3 separate regions of the Homo sapiens genome follow, and regions 2 and 3 are each linked to region 1. The links are chromatin contacts, found by Hi-C or POLR2A ChIA-PET in ENCODE. All regions are on one chromosome and are shown on one strand. The core of a region is the stretch at or near the end of the contact, and the rest is flanking DNA. Distances in the headings are between cores, read along the strand shown. Region 1 has its middle 55 kb from the start of DLG1. Region 2 has its middle 20 kb from the start of DLG1. Region 3 has its middle 95 kb from the start of DLG1.

Region 1 (4,928 bases), core at 1,999-4,498:
TTGTAATGTCTACTGTGAGGTCCCAGGGTCAAAAGGGCAGCATTTTTTAGATATCACCTCCCTTTTCAACAGAGAGATGGTAGTACATCCTATCTCAGGGCAAGGCTTGATGCCTCTCTTGGGCTCTAGGTCTGGTCAGCAAGAGAGTTGGTGACCCTCGGTAGGTCCCAGGGGAAATGACAACGACAAGCTCCTGCAATGTCTTGGGGTACGAGTGGGCAAATGCCGTGAGTGATGCAGAGCAAGGATGGAGGAAGGGTAGCCTTAGCAGTCATCAGAACATAGAGAGAAACAGGCAGGCACTTGGAGAACACGGAACAGGCCAGGGAGCCAGGAGGAGCCAGGAGCAAGGCCGAGGCTCCGGGCTCAGGGCCCCTCGCATCTTAGGAGTTTAAGGTTGACTCTCCTGCTTAGAGCCCACACCTCTGCAGGCCTTCAGAAGTACCACGCTGAACACCAGATAGGATTTCTCAGGTGAACATTTCTCCACCTGACTTTCCTGCTGTGTTGGGAAACAGAGATTCTACGATGGCTGACTCCAGTTACTAAGCCCTCTCTGCCTAAAAGGAGCCATTCCCCCAGCAGACTAGAAAGTGCGTGTGTGTATGTGGGCATGCGAGTGGTGAGGACAGGGGTGTTGCTTAGGAAATGGGGCTGGCTGCTCCCCATATTCCTGAAATGACAGCAGAGGCCTACATCCACAGCCAAGGCTGTGTGGGCTGCCGTGGATTGCAGACCCCAGGCCTCCTGCAGGCTGAGTATCTGCGCTTGGATACTCCTCCCCCTCAACTGGGTCTGCCCTGGCCACAGGACCCACAGGGTCCCTATCGTGGTCCTGGGAGCGGGGAGCTACGGGGGGAGCCTCTTGAGCTCCCCAGCTTGCCTGCGGGCCTGGCCCTGGATTAAAAGGCTGGCCGCCGTAAACCACAGCTGAAGCCCAGCTGTCCCTGTAAGTCTGCCCGGCCCACTTCCCGAAGCGTGTCGTCTGGAGACGATCCTCAGCTGTCTGCTGAGAGCTAAGAAACTACTTGAGCGTGAAGACTTCTGGTGCAAACGGTGCGTGTCCCCAGCTGAGCCACTGCTTTGTCCTGTCTCCCGCCAAGTCCGGCATTTCTCTTTAGCCTCATCTCCCCCGAAACTCTTTGCTTTTTCTCTCTCTGAATGTGTCTCGTCTCTCCGTCTATAGCTCTGCCTCTGTGTGATTTCGTCTCCATCTCTCTGCATGCCTGCCTGTGTATTCCTCTATGTTTACTTCTCTGTCCTGTCTGTGTGTGTCTGTTTCTGTCTCACTGTGTGTTTGTTTCTCTCTGTCTCTCTTTCTCTGCTTTCAGTCTCTCTCTGTTTCTTTCTGTCCCTTTAACACTCTGCTCTCTCTGTCTCTCGCTTGCTCCCTCTGCCCACACGTCTGTCTGTCCCCCTGTCTCTCTGTGTGTCTCTCCTTCAGTCGTCGTCTCCTTGTCTCTGTCTCCTTGTCTCTCAGACTGCCTCTTAGTTTCTCTCTGTACCGCTGTCTCTTTCTGTCTGTGTGCATGTCTCTTTCAGTCTCTGTCTCTTTGATTCTCTCTGCCTCTCAGACTCAGCTCTCTGTCTCTCGTTCCTTCATTCTTGAATAAAGTGCCCAGGGGAAATGTCCAGCAAGAACAAGACCCTCCCCGGACTCCACAGAACAGAGTAGGGTGGACTGCTAGGCTGGGTCCATGTGCCAGGTTGGCTCAACAGTTTTGCTGGGAATTCCCCTCTGGCCACAAGAAGCCATGGCCAGGGAGGGAAAGTGTCCAGCAGTGGATTCTGGGCCTGCGAAGCCAGGCTCCATCTAAGCTTACTTAAGAAGCAACAGTAATAGACCCCCCACCCCCCGCCTTAGGGAGCAGCAGAAAGGTGATTACATGCTGTGTCAGCTAATCCCGTGAAACCCTGTGTCTCCCTCCAAGGAGTCAAACATTCTCAGTCCTTGTATTCCTCCATCCTTCCAAGTGGCAGGAAAGACCTTCAGAAACCAGTGTCTGAACAAAATGCCAGCAGGAAAACCACAGGTCTCTGCTTTATCTAAGTGAGTGGGAAGAAGGGCTGAGGGATGGATCAAGAATTAATGAGGATACAGTAAGTAGAACAATGTACGACTCCATAACCTGAGAGCTTTTGAAAGGACAGCTGGAGCCAGTGCTTCTGGCCGTACATACCTGTGATCAAGTTACACCCTCTCCCCACAAAATAGCCACCTAGCAACCAATACAATATGAATCAGAGTCATAATCACGGCCATTTCTCTTGAATCAGGGGTCCTGCCAGCCACTCTTCATGTATCTGCTTAGTCCATCCTACCAAAAACTCTAACAGTCACCTCCCCATTTTACAGATGAAGAAACTGAGGCTCATAGAGGTTAACTTGCCCGAAGTTACAGTTAGTGAGTAGAAGAGCTAAGATAAGAACTTAGGACTGCCAGGCTCCCAGCCAGCCTGCTCGCCTCCCTGTCAGTCACTGTCACCTCACTGTCACTGTCACTGTCACTCTGAAGAAACATTCTGAGTCAAGTAGAGATGTTCTTTTCACATTTGAGTGTCCTTTTCTGTAGGTGGATCAGAGTATAGAGACATCTGGACACAATTAAGCAGCAGGTCAAGCTGACCTCCCTTCCCTGCCTTCCAGGCAGCAGGTGGCTTCTGAGCATGACCAGCAGCAATGCTGTTCCAATCAGTCCAGGTAGCGCAGGCCCACGGTCATGTCTCTGGAGCTTCGGCAAAATAGTTCACTTGCTGTGCCTGCAGCTCACCAGTGGTCAAAAGAAATCCATTAAGAGCTTAAGAAAAACATGTAAGAGAAAAATTCATAGTTGAGAAAATTCTATTATGCTGTGTTTCTTTTGAATTGGGATAAAACCGACATTCTACACATCATCATGGCAGAGCACTTTTCCACCAGACTTGACCTCAAGGCCTAAGAACAGAGGCAAGAGTCCACCGAAGACTCCTCGTCCGGGGCAACAGCAATTAGGAGGCGTGCATGTGCCTTTCAGGTCTCAGGTCAGAGAAAATTTCGGAAACAAGGTAAAAAGAAAAAGGGAAGAAAGACACTCAGTTCATTCCTCTGTGAATGCCCCACTCCTTCCTTCAGTGGAGAAAGAGGTCTCATCCTCAATCATTGCTCCTGCAGACACAGCGGGGGCAGGGCAGCATGGAGGAAAGCCAGGCAGTGCAGCGTGCTGCCACACTCACAGATATGGAAACCTGCCGAGGCTCTCTGAGTTAATCTCCCCTGGCCATGACCTCATGGGAACAAGATGTGTGTATTTTGTGCCAGGATGAGACTGTGGCTTCACACACAAAAAAAGTTTATGAGGTTTAAAATAACTCATTGCTCTGATTGTACCACAGTGACCCAGAGAGCACACACCCAAAAAGGATTTTGGCCCAATTGCCAAGTTGATGGTCTTTATAGATGACATAAACGGGATTCCGTTCCATTCTTCAAATACTTCCCGAGTTCCTACTGTGTGCCAGTACTGAGCTAGACACTGAGGACACGAAAATAAATCCGCCATGCCCTCTGACCTGAGAGAGCCGATAACTCCAGGCAGGGATATCAAATAGAAACTCAAATATCTATCTTCAGCATATATATATACATATATATTTTGAGACACAGTCTCACTCCAGGCTTCAGTGCAGTGGCATGATCTTGGCTCACTGCAACGTCCGTCTCCTGGGTTCAAGCTATTCTCCTGCCTCAGCCTCCTGAGTAGCTGGGATTACAGACATGCACCACCACGCCCAGCTAATTTTTGTATTTTTAGTACAGACGGGGTTTCACCATGTTGATCAGGCTGGTCTCCAACTCCTGACCTCGTGATCTGCCCGCCTCTGCCTCCCAAAGTGCTGGGATTAAAGGCGTGAGCCACCACGCCCGGCCCCAGCAGATATTTTCTGAGGGCCTACTACATGCCAGACATTCAGAACTAGCGATTACCAAAATGGTAGTCTAATGGCAAATTAGACTCTCTTTGTTGACCAGCTAAACCAGATTCAATTCAGTTTCATGGACAAGTCCCTATCATTTAGCAACTTTTAAAATGCTGTCCTTCCTGCTAGACTGTAAGCTTCATGGGGGCTGGGGCTACACACATGCCTTGTTCACAGTGTGTCTTCAGTGCTGAGATGGTGTCTGAAGACGGTGTCTACAGACGGTGAGTGGTCAAGAAATCCATGAACCTGGGGAAGTTCCTAGGCTATGGGGGGAGCACAAGATGGAGAAGGGATGAAGAACAAAGGGTTCACTCACAAATTATCCTCTCTCTCTCTCTGTCTCTCTCTCATGCACACACACACACACACACACACACACACACACACAGAGTCAATTAATGACATAGAGTGAACTGTAGGCCTCAAACTGCCACGGCTCACAGAAATTGTCATGGTTCCCAGGCTCTGAGCCATCGCGTGGCAGATACCTTGGTTGGCTCTCTCAACACCCACTTCAGCCCCTTGCCCTTGCCATCATGACCACAGAGTCTAGAAAGCTGAAGTACTTAACTTCCCAGCCTCCCTGGCAGCTAGGGATGGCCATGTGACATAGTTCTGGCCAGTGAGATGTTGGCGATGTCTCTGGGCAGGGCCCTAAAACTAGGGACCCTAAAACTAGGATGGTTGCAGTGGTCTGGAATCTTTGGAGTCTTCCCTGCTTCAAGAACCCGAGGACTAGGTTTGAGGGGGAAAGAGGTGGCACCGAGGGAGAGCAGAAGCTCACGTCCTCGGGATAAGTCTTAGCTGCTCTCTGACCCACTTCTCCTTCCTCATCCACCCTTTCTTATTGTGGCAGCCTCCCACCTCCTCTGCCTTCCGTCTTCATGCCAAACACATTTAAACAATTTGGGGCGGAATAGTATTTGTTAGTTTCGGGCTCTGATTCTCCACGGGAGTGATCTTCAACC
Region 2 (4,696 bases), core at 2,081-4,580, 35 kb after region 1:
GTCATATAAGCACCAGAGTCTAAGGGCATTATTAATCATTCTTACTGTCCTATGACCTCTTCCATTCTGGTGTTTAGGAAAAAAGCTCAGCTTCTCCACCTCAAGAAATTGTGGCACACACACAAACCTGATTGACTCTCCAGAGTTCTTTAACGTACCTGACTCCCTTTGTTAAATTGTTTAAGGAAAAATAAAAGATATTTGCTACCACTACCAGTTTCCCCTGGAGTACAAAAGCCATTGTGCTATGGATTGGCAGGATTCAACCGTCTTTTTCTTATGAATATATTGGCATTTATAAGCAGGAAGTCCACTGATCTATGATGATGATCCTGGGACACCTCCTCATCCCAAGAACCAAATGGTGCTCTGTGGAGTAGGAATATACTATATCTGAAATAAAATGATTATGATTTTATGTGGTTGACAGCAGATGAGACATTGTAAAATAAAAGGTCAATGCACTTAAAAACATAGTAATAGAAAACTTTCCAAACCAAAGCACAGAGAGGAAAAAAAAATAAACCAAGTCTTAGTGACCTATTAGACACCATCAAGCTGTTTAACGTACTTGTAATTAGAGTTCCAGAAGGGAAAGCAGAAAAAATATTGAAGAAATAATAGCCAAATATATTTCAAATTTGATGAAAACTATGAACTCACAGATCTGAGAGCTCAACAAGCCACGAGACATAACAAAGACAAAACTACATCAAGCCATATCCTAATTAAGTTGCAGAAAACCAGTGAAAAAGAAAAAATCTTAAAAGACATATTACACAGTGGTTCACGCCTGTAATCCCAGAACTTTGGGAGGCCAAGGTAGGCAGATCACCTGAGGTCTGGAGTATGAGACCAGCCTGGACAACATAGTGAAAACCCATCTCTACTAGAAATACAAAAATTAGCTGGGTGTGGTGGTGGGCACGTGTAATCCCAGCTACTCGGGAGGCTGAGGCAGGAGAATCGCTTGAACCCGGGAGGCACAGTTTGCAGTGAGCTGAGATTGTGTCACTGCACTCCAGCCTGGGCAACAGAGCAACACCTCGTCTCAACAACAACGACAACAACAAAAGACATACATACAGAGGCACGAAGATTTTTAAAAATACTGATGACTTCTCTCCAGAAATAATGCAAGCCAGAAGGCAATGGGAAGGCATTTCTAAATTGCTGAAAGAAAACAAAAAATGGCAAACCTAGAATCCTAAAGCCTGTGGAAAAAATATCTCTTAAAAACAAAGATAAAATAAAGACATCTTCAGATTTTAAAAAGCTGAGAGAAGTAATTGCCAGCAGATTTTTCACTATAATAAATGTTAAAAAGAATATCTTCAGGCAGAAGGAAAAGGAACCAGACAGAAACTCAGGCTTACCTAAGGAATGAAGAGTTCTGAAAATGGTAGATAGGTGGGTAAATATAAAAGATTTTTTCCGATTTTTACTATATTTAAATTTAAATGGCCTGTTCTAAGCAAAGTTAATAATGACATATTGTGGATTTTGCAATAAATAGGAATCTAAAATGTACAGCATTGATATGAAGGACCTAAGAAGGAAAATGGAAATACACTGATGTAAAGTTTTTATACTATGCTTGAAGTGCTAATATTATTTGAAGGTGGGTTGTGGTAAGTTAAAAATACATATTACAAGCCCTATAGCAACCACTAAAACATAAAACAGAATTATAGCTAGTAAGGGAACAGTGGAGATAAAATAGAATCCTAAGAAATAAATCACTTACTCCAAAAGAGGTCAGGAAAAGAAGAGGTAAAGGAACAAAGAACAGATGAGTCAAGCAGAAAAAAAAAAAAGAAGTAAGCTTGTAGAGTTACACCTAACTATATTATGTTATAGTATATTATATTAATTGATTTAATTATATTAAATGTAATCAGTGTAATTATATTACATGTAAATAGTCATAACATCCTGATTAAAAGGCAGATATTATCATAATGGATAAAAAGGCAACATTCAACTTAATACTTTCTACAAAAAAAGGAGTTTAAATATATGAAGACAAGCTGGTTAAAAGTAAAAAAGGTAGAAAGAGATACATTACACACTGACTATAAGAAAACTGGAGCAACAATATTAATATCAGACAAAATAGATTTCAGGACCAAGGGTATTACAGTAATAAAGACGGGTATTTCATAATGTAGACGAGTTAATTCAGCAAGATGTAACAATTCTAGATGGATGTGCAGTTAATAACAAAGCTTTAAAACACATGAAACAAAAACTAACAAAGGGCAAAGGGCAATTAGAGGAATTCACATATAGTTAGAATTTTCCACAAAGTCCTATTTCAATAATTGATAGACAAAGTAAATAGAAAAACAATAGCAATAGAAAACATGAACAAGTTACAAAAAACCAGTTATAGAAAACATGAAGAACACTATCACCCAATTTGACTCATTACGTTTTCTAGAACAATATTTCCCAAAACAGCAGAATACACGTTCTTTTAAAGTACACATTGAACATTCACCGTCTCTGATCACAACAGAATTAAAATAGAAATTAATAACTGAAGATATATGGAAATCCTCAACCATTTGGAGTTTAACAACATAACTACTAAATAACCCGTTGGTAACAGAAGAAATAACTAGGGAGACTTAAAAAATATTTGAACTGAACGATATGAGCCTACACTTTACTAGAGAAGCCTCTAATTACCTTCTTTAATCAGCCGAGGGATCAGAGAAGGCTATTTTCTCTCTTAACTTGTTCACTAGCCCATTTCATGTACCCTTCTCCCCAGGATAAAACAGAGGAACAGTGTTACTTAGGTCCTTAACACCTAGTAGTAAGGATTACTATGTATCAGGCAGTGAGCCTGCGCCAGGTACAGTGCTAATTACTTTACCGACATTATCTCATCCAATCCTCACAACATTCCACTGAGATGGGAGGTCTTGTTACACATTTTGCAGGTAAGGAAATGGAAGTGCAGAGAGGTTGACTTGTTCAGATCACAAAATTAGTATCCTGGTGCCAACATTCCAGTCCAAGCAGGATGACGCCGGAGCCCACACGTTTGACACCATGCCATACCAGCACCACAAAGGGCATCGCACAATTCTAGGGGAAAGAAGGAGGGCTATTTATATTTTATGTACTAGGTTTTGGCTACAAAATTCCCTCTTATTAAATCATAGTTTTAGCTACTTTCCAAAAACCACGACTACCTCTTTCTGGTTTGAAAAAGAAGCTTGGAAAAGTCTCCACTATGCTTACTTACTACAAGACCTCAAGGACTGGTTAAGATGAGTCATCCGCAGCTTGAAAAGCAATGTACTTGGAACTAGAAGACACTGATTATCAGCTCTGTTGCCTCAGGCAAGTCACTTCTCTGGGCCTCGATTTCTTCATGTGTAAACCAGGGAAAACAATAACTAACTATAAGGAATATGTAAGAAAACATAAGTGGAAGTGGTTTGTAATCTGAAAAATAATATATGAATTTGAAGGAACTTTTTATGTTTACTGAGGGAGGACCATTTAAAAATGGATTTGATATTACTTATATTAATTTAAAATTTAAGCAGCAAGATCTGATCATTCACTGTGTTTACTGTCAATGATGACTTATATAACACTTTCACTTCTGAATAAGAATTTTGGTATAAAGATTTATTTTCTTTGAGGGTAAAGTTTAAAAAGACTAGAGAGTACTTAAGCTGCCAGCCTTTGCCCTGCTTATACAGAGTGCTGGCAACAGAGGCTGATGCTTCATAAAAATAAACCTTTAGAAGTTTGTACATATACCATAACACTATGCATCAATATTTTTAAAATGTACACCTCTTAATCCAGTAATTTCACTTCCAAGAATTCATCTTATGGATAAACATTTGTTTATCTAGCATGGTTTTTCATAATGGAAATCTGGAAGCAACCAATTTAATAAGTATGGCCATTTGATAAAACACTCTATGGATGATAAAAAAACTATTCTGTAAAAGATTGGTTTCTTATTTACCTGAGAAATTATTAATTTGGGGAAAATAAGTACTAAAAAGCAAAGTTTTAAAAGGAGGCTACAAAAATAGAATGACCATCAGCAATTGATCCAGCAATTTCACTTCTGGGTGTATACCCAAAAGAATTAAAGGTAGGGTCTTGAGGAGATAATTTGTCCACACATGTTTATAGCAACCAACAATAAAAACAACCCAAATGTCCATCCATAGATGAATGGATGAACAAAATGAGGTACATACATACAATGGAATTTAATTCAGCCTTATAAAGGAAGGAAATTCTGATACGTGCTACCACATGGTTGGACCTTGAGAACATTATGCTAAGTGAAATAAGCCAGCTACAAAGAAGACAAATACCGTATTAGTCCACGTGCATGAGGCATCTAGAGCAGTGGAATTCCTAGAGGCGGAAGGTAGAACAGCGATCGCTCGCAGCGGGGAGAGGGAGGAATGCAGAGACACTGTTTAATGTGTGTACAGGTTCAGTTTTGCAAGATGAAAGAGCTCTGGGGATCGGGTGCACAACAATGGGAATGTACATAACACTGCTGAACTGTACACTTAAAGATGGGTAAGGCCCAGCGCGGTGGCTCACGCCTTTAATCCCAGCACTTTGGGAGGCCGAGGCAGGTGGATCATGAGGTCAGGAGTTCAAGACCAGCCTGGCCAAGATGGTGAAACCCCATCTCTAC
Region 3 (4,765 bases), core at 39-2,538, 42 kb before region 1:
TGCAGCCCCAACCTCCTGGGCTCAAGAAATCCTCCCGTCTAAGTCTCCTGAGTTGCTTGGACTTACAGGCACGTGCCACCGTGACCAGCTAATTATTTTTTTCTATTTTTTGTAGAGATGGGGTCTCACTGTGTTGCCCAGGTTGGTCTTGAACTTCTGGCCTCAAGTGATCCTCCTGCCTCAGCCTCCCCAGGTGCTGGGATTCCAGGCGTGAGCCACCGCACCTGGCTATAATATGTCTTTCTATCAGATAGAGTAAAAGCTCCTCTTTACTCTCCTATTTTATTTTATTTTATTTTTTTGAGACAGGGTTTCACTCCTGTCCCCCATGCTGGAGTGCAATGGCACGAGAAGCTCACTGCAACCTCTGTACTCCTGGCTCAAGCAATTCTCCTGCCTCAGCCTCCCAAGTAGCTGGGACCACAGGTGCATGCCACTGTGCCTGGCTAACTTTTTTTTTTTTTTTTGGTAGAGATGGAGTTTTGCCATGTTGCCCAAGCTGGTCTCGAACTCCTGAGCTCAAGTGATCCGCCCACCTTGGCCTCCCAAAGTGCTGGGATTACAGGCATGAGCCACTGCGCCCAGCCCACTCTCCTTTTTTAAAGGTTGCCTTAGCTGTGGTTCTTTGTGTCTAACCCGAGTGTCTTCCTTTGTCCTGTACTGCCATAGTTTTTAGAGTAAGTTTAGCTCAAGTGCTTTGGACTTTATCTGCGGGCTTTGTCTGGGTCAGAAGCCCTTGTTTCAGCTGGCAGCCGTGGGCCTGAATGCTGACTTGTGTTCTTGGCAGTGAGCACACAGAAGCACAGGGAGAAACTTCAGGAAGAAGTGAAGCCAAGAGATGCTATCTGGCCTGCACTGGACACTTGGAAGCCCTGGCAATTCTCTGCACAGTAGAATCCAGTCTGATCCAAGAGAAACAGTGAATGGCACACAGATTTTAATGAGCCTGGGAACCTAATCGGAGGCTGTAATGAATGAGATTTCATGCGGCCCTGCCAAGGAGAGCACTCTCTCTGGATCTGTGGTCACTTGGCCCCTGCTCCCGAGGACTGCGAGGGCCTGTCAAAAGCTTAGCTCATTGCCACCTGCATCTCCATTCCTTCCGCAGCTCTTCTCATCCTGTTCCCAAAACCTCAGCTTTCAGGCATGTAGCATTTTCATTCCGTGATAATGAGGAGACTGTGAGCAGGCCATGGTTAGTCATCTGTGGTGTGAAGATGACGGGTGCTCCAGCTCAGGAGGTGCGTGCGGGTTCAGACACGTCAGTGCTGTGGCTAAAGACAGAAGCTGGTGAGGGGGAACGAGGTGACTCATCACCGAAACCTTGAGAACCAGGTTCAAGGAGAGGGCCTAGGCTTTCCAAATGCAGAATCTGCTTTCTTTGGTGGTGCTGAGGCTCCACCCAGGCCCGGTGGGTGCCATTAACTTCTGTTCTCTCCTCACCGAGGAACTTAACGTCAAGACAATCAGCTCCCGTGCCATCCGAACAGCTCTCCGAGCACCGGCCCATTCCGCCGTGGGCTTCCAGCTGCTTGCGCCTCCCCCTTCTCCATGCCGTTCTCATCCTCTCCTGCCGTGGCATGCTCAGGTTCCTTCTTTCTGTTTCTTCAAGGCTCTTACTTCTTTCTCAGTTAGTAGTTTTTAAAAATAGACCTTTTTTCTTTGAGACGGAGTTTCACTCTTGTGGCCCAGGTTGGAGTGCAGTGGCGCAACCTCAGCTCACTGCAAGCTCCGCCGCCCAGGTTCAAGCGATTCTGTTGCCTCAGCCTCCTGAGTAGCTCGGATTACAGGTGCCCATCACCATGCCCAGCTAATTTTTTGTATTTTTAGTAGAGATGGGTTTCACCATGTTGGCCAGGCTGGTCTTGAACTCCTGACCTCAGGTGATCCGCCTCCTCGGCCTCCCAAAGTGCTGGGATTACAGGTGTGAGCCACCACGCCCAGCCAAGAATATATATTTTTGATTGACTTGTGTGGATGGTGTTTCTTCCGCCAAGTGACTCTACAAAATGCTGGTTGTTGGCTTCCCACATTTACCTCAAGAGTGGTAAACAAGTCTGATTACTTGGTAATGTGGCTCTCTCTGCCTATCCTGAGTGTCTGTCCCCATCCTGCACACATGCTGGCTGCCACACTGGTACAAGGAGGCCCGTGTCATCTGCTCCCTTTGGAGAAGAGTCACATCTTGATTGGGGCCCCAGCAGCCTGGGCAGTACCCTTGTTTGACCTGTCTCTCTGCTGAACCCCAGAAGGCCTTATTGCCTTGCCTCTCTGCACCAACGCAACAGGCCACATAGAATCACTCCAGGGGAGAGGCTTTAATCTCAGCATCATTCTCCTCTTTCTTTTGCTCCAGGCAAATGTCGGGAGATAAAGAAGTGTACCAACTACCCTTCTGTTTCCTTTAGCTCATCTTTAAATGTACTGGCTGGCATCAGAGCCTCTAGAGGCTGCTTCAGAGACCAGCCACTGTGTCTTAAACAAGAGCAGGCAGAAGGCCTTGGAGTGGACTTTTGGGATTTTTATGCTGAAGGATATAGGGGACTTTATCCAGTGTTATCCTGCCTGGAGTCAGGGTGGATACGAAAGGGACTGGGAGCGGCTCCGTTTTTCAGAATCAGTGAGGGAAGGAAGCAGACTGTGCTGTTTTAAGATGCTCAGTGTAGTTGTCTAGGAAGAGTACTTTCAGAAGCCTTGAGACCTAGCAGGTGGGTAGGTAAAATATTCACAAAAGGAGCTATCTCAGCAGTGGGGATCAAGTTGTTGACTAATCCAATACTCCCTTGGAAAATTAGATCATCCATTCTTTACCCCCACCCTATTTCCTTATGAATTCCAGACTTTCAAAGGAAACAAGGATTACAGTGCAGCCCTCGGTCAGGCCACTGGACAGGATGCTGGGCTGATTGAGAGGGTCAGTCACAGAGTGTGCTCTGTGCCAACCATATCTAGCAGGATGCCAATGACCTTGTTTAGGGCTGTTGAAGATCCTGGAATGTTCCTCTGACTCTTAAACGTTCTGCTTGTCCACGTGTCTAACTATAAGACTAGAGAATCCACAGTCCAACTCTTAGAGGGCTAACAGTTTACCAAACACATAGGCAGAGAGGCTTCTTATGAAAAAATAATTGTATCCCACAAACTGGCTTTCCTGTATTTGGTCTCTCCCAGGGTATTAAATATAACTTTTTACATGCTGCAGGCTTCAAGGCACACCACATGACCAATAGACTTCCTTGTGTGGGCTCTAAATTTGGCCTACCAGTCCTGAGGGGACCACTGAAAGTTAGGTTACACTAAGCCACTCCAAACACTGTTGTACTTGGGTGAGGAAAGGTGGGCAAAGACAGAGATGGGCCTGTGAAGCTAGCTATTAGGGTTCTCTCTCTGGCCCATCATTTCTGCTCCCTGAGTCACCTCTTTCTCCTAGGAGCTTCTGAGGAGCTCAGATCAGATATTGGCAACTTGGCAGATCAAACATGCAGAAAGGACTGTTTTCCTGGGACACTTGAGAGCCACTCAGCTTTACCTTCTTATAAGCCATGGGGTCCCTGAATGAGGAGAAACTAGTGTGGAAAGGTACCTACACACTTTTGTGACTCAGGGGCTCTGATTTTTGCTTGCAAAGCAGACAAAAAGAGACCCTACGACAAGGAATCCAAGCTAATGGGCAAAAGAACTACAGACAGTAAACTATCCCAAATGCGCTGCAGATAGTAAACTATTGCAAATGCGCTGCAGATAGTAAACTATCCCAAATGTGCTACAGATAGTAAACTACCCCAAATGCAAGGCAGACAGTAAACTATCCCAACTGCGCTGCACATAGTAAACTACCCCAAATGCAAGGCAGACAGTAACCTATCCCAAATGCATTGAAGATAGTAAACTATCCCAAATGCGCTGCATATAGTAAACTATTGCAAATACACAATGGAGAGTAAACTATCCTAAATGCGCTGCAGATAGTAAACTATCCCAAATGCGCTGCAGATAGTAAACTATCACAAATACACTATGGATAGTAAACTATCCCAAATGTGTGGCAGATACTAAATTATCCCAAATGCACTGCAGATAGTAAACTATCCCAAATGTGCTGCAGATGGTAAACCATTGCAAATACACTATGGATAGTAAACTATCCCAAATGCGCTGCAGATAGTAAACTTTCGCAAATATGCAATGGATGGAAAACTATCCCAAATGCGCTGCAGATAGTAAACTATCCCAAATGCAAGGCAGAGAGTTAACTATCCGAAATGTGCTGCAGATAGTAAACTGTCGCAAATACACTATGGATGGTAAACTATCCCAAATGCGCTGCAGATAGTAAACTGTCGCAAACACACTATGGATGGTAAACTATCCCAAATGCGCTGCAGATAGTAAACTATCCCAAATGCAAGGCAGACAGTAAACTATCCCAAATGCGCTGCAGATAGTAAACTATCCCAAATGCAAGGCAGACAGTTAACTATCCGAAATGTGCTGCAGATAGTAAACTGTCGCAAATACACTATGGATGGTAAACTATCCCAAATGCGCTGCAGATAGTAAACTGTCGCAAACACACTATGGATGGTAAACTATCCCAAATGCGCTGCAGATAGTAAACTATCCCAAATGCAAGGCAGACAGTAAACTATCCCAAATGCGCTGCAGATAGTAAACTATCGCAAATACACTATGGATGGTAAACTATCCCAAATGCGCTGCAGATAGTAAACTATCCCAAATGCAAGGCAGATAGTAAACTATCCCA

What was found. A loop is a pair of places that touch in the nucleus more often than their neighbours do. ChIA-PET counts read pairs that join two places held with the same protein, here RNA polymerase II (POLR2A). Pooled maps may share reads with other maps.
Region 2: a pooled map shows a loop between it and region 1 (2.0-fold over the local background). The contact joins two enhancer-like sites. A Hi-C loop is called at or near these places in 6 of 168 maps with a recorded cell type or tissue (MCF 10A, aorta, dorsolateral prefrontal cortex and 3 more) and 3 of 50 pooled maps. POLR2A ChIA-PET finds 5 or more read pairs at or near these places in 4 of 52 experiments (BJ, HepG2, MCF 10A and 1 more).
Region 3: a loop to region 1 is called in a map of heart right ventricle, with 2.6 times the contacts of the local background. The contact joins two enhancer-like sites. A Hi-C loop is called at or near these places in 9 of 168 maps with a recorded cell type or tissue (cardiac septum, gastrocnemius medialis, heart left ventricle and 3 more), 2 of 37 single-sample maps with no recorded cell type and 12 of 50 pooled maps. POLR2A ChIA-PET finds 5 or more read pairs at or near these places in 5 of 52 experiments (A549, AG04449, HepG2 and 2 more).

The regions. Positions count from the first base shown.
Region 1 is chr3:197,350,916-197,355,843 of GRCh38, reverse strand. No RefSeq gene overlaps it. Among named protein-coding and RNA genes, the nearest start is that of DLG1, 55 kb to the right of the region's middle. Within about 2 kb of position 3,248, at least 5 of the 41 ENCODE cell types and tissues checked have a DNase peak (open chromatin) inside an H3K27ac peak, as active enhancers do; they include heart right ventricle, where a contact is called at or near this core.
Region 2 is chr3:197,316,050-197,320,745 of GRCh38, reverse strand. No RefSeq gene overlaps it. Among named protein-coding and RNA genes, the nearest start is that of DLG1, 20 kb to the right of the region's middle. Within about 2 kb of position 3,330, at least 3 of the 41 ENCODE cell types and tissues checked have a DNase peak (open chromatin) inside an H3K27ac peak, as active enhancers do.
Region 3 is chr3:197,391,259-197,396,023 of GRCh38, reverse strand. No RefSeq gene overlaps it. Among named protein-coding and RNA genes, the nearest start is that of DLG1, 95 kb to the right of the region's middle. RefSeq lists enhancers at 789-838, 1,032-1,326, 849-1,728, 646-1,845, 1,453-1,954 and 1 more. Within about 2 kb of position 1,288, at least 13 of the 41 ENCODE cell types and tissues checked have a DNase peak (open chromatin) inside an H3K27ac peak, as active enhancers do; they include heart right ventricle, where a contact is called at or near this core.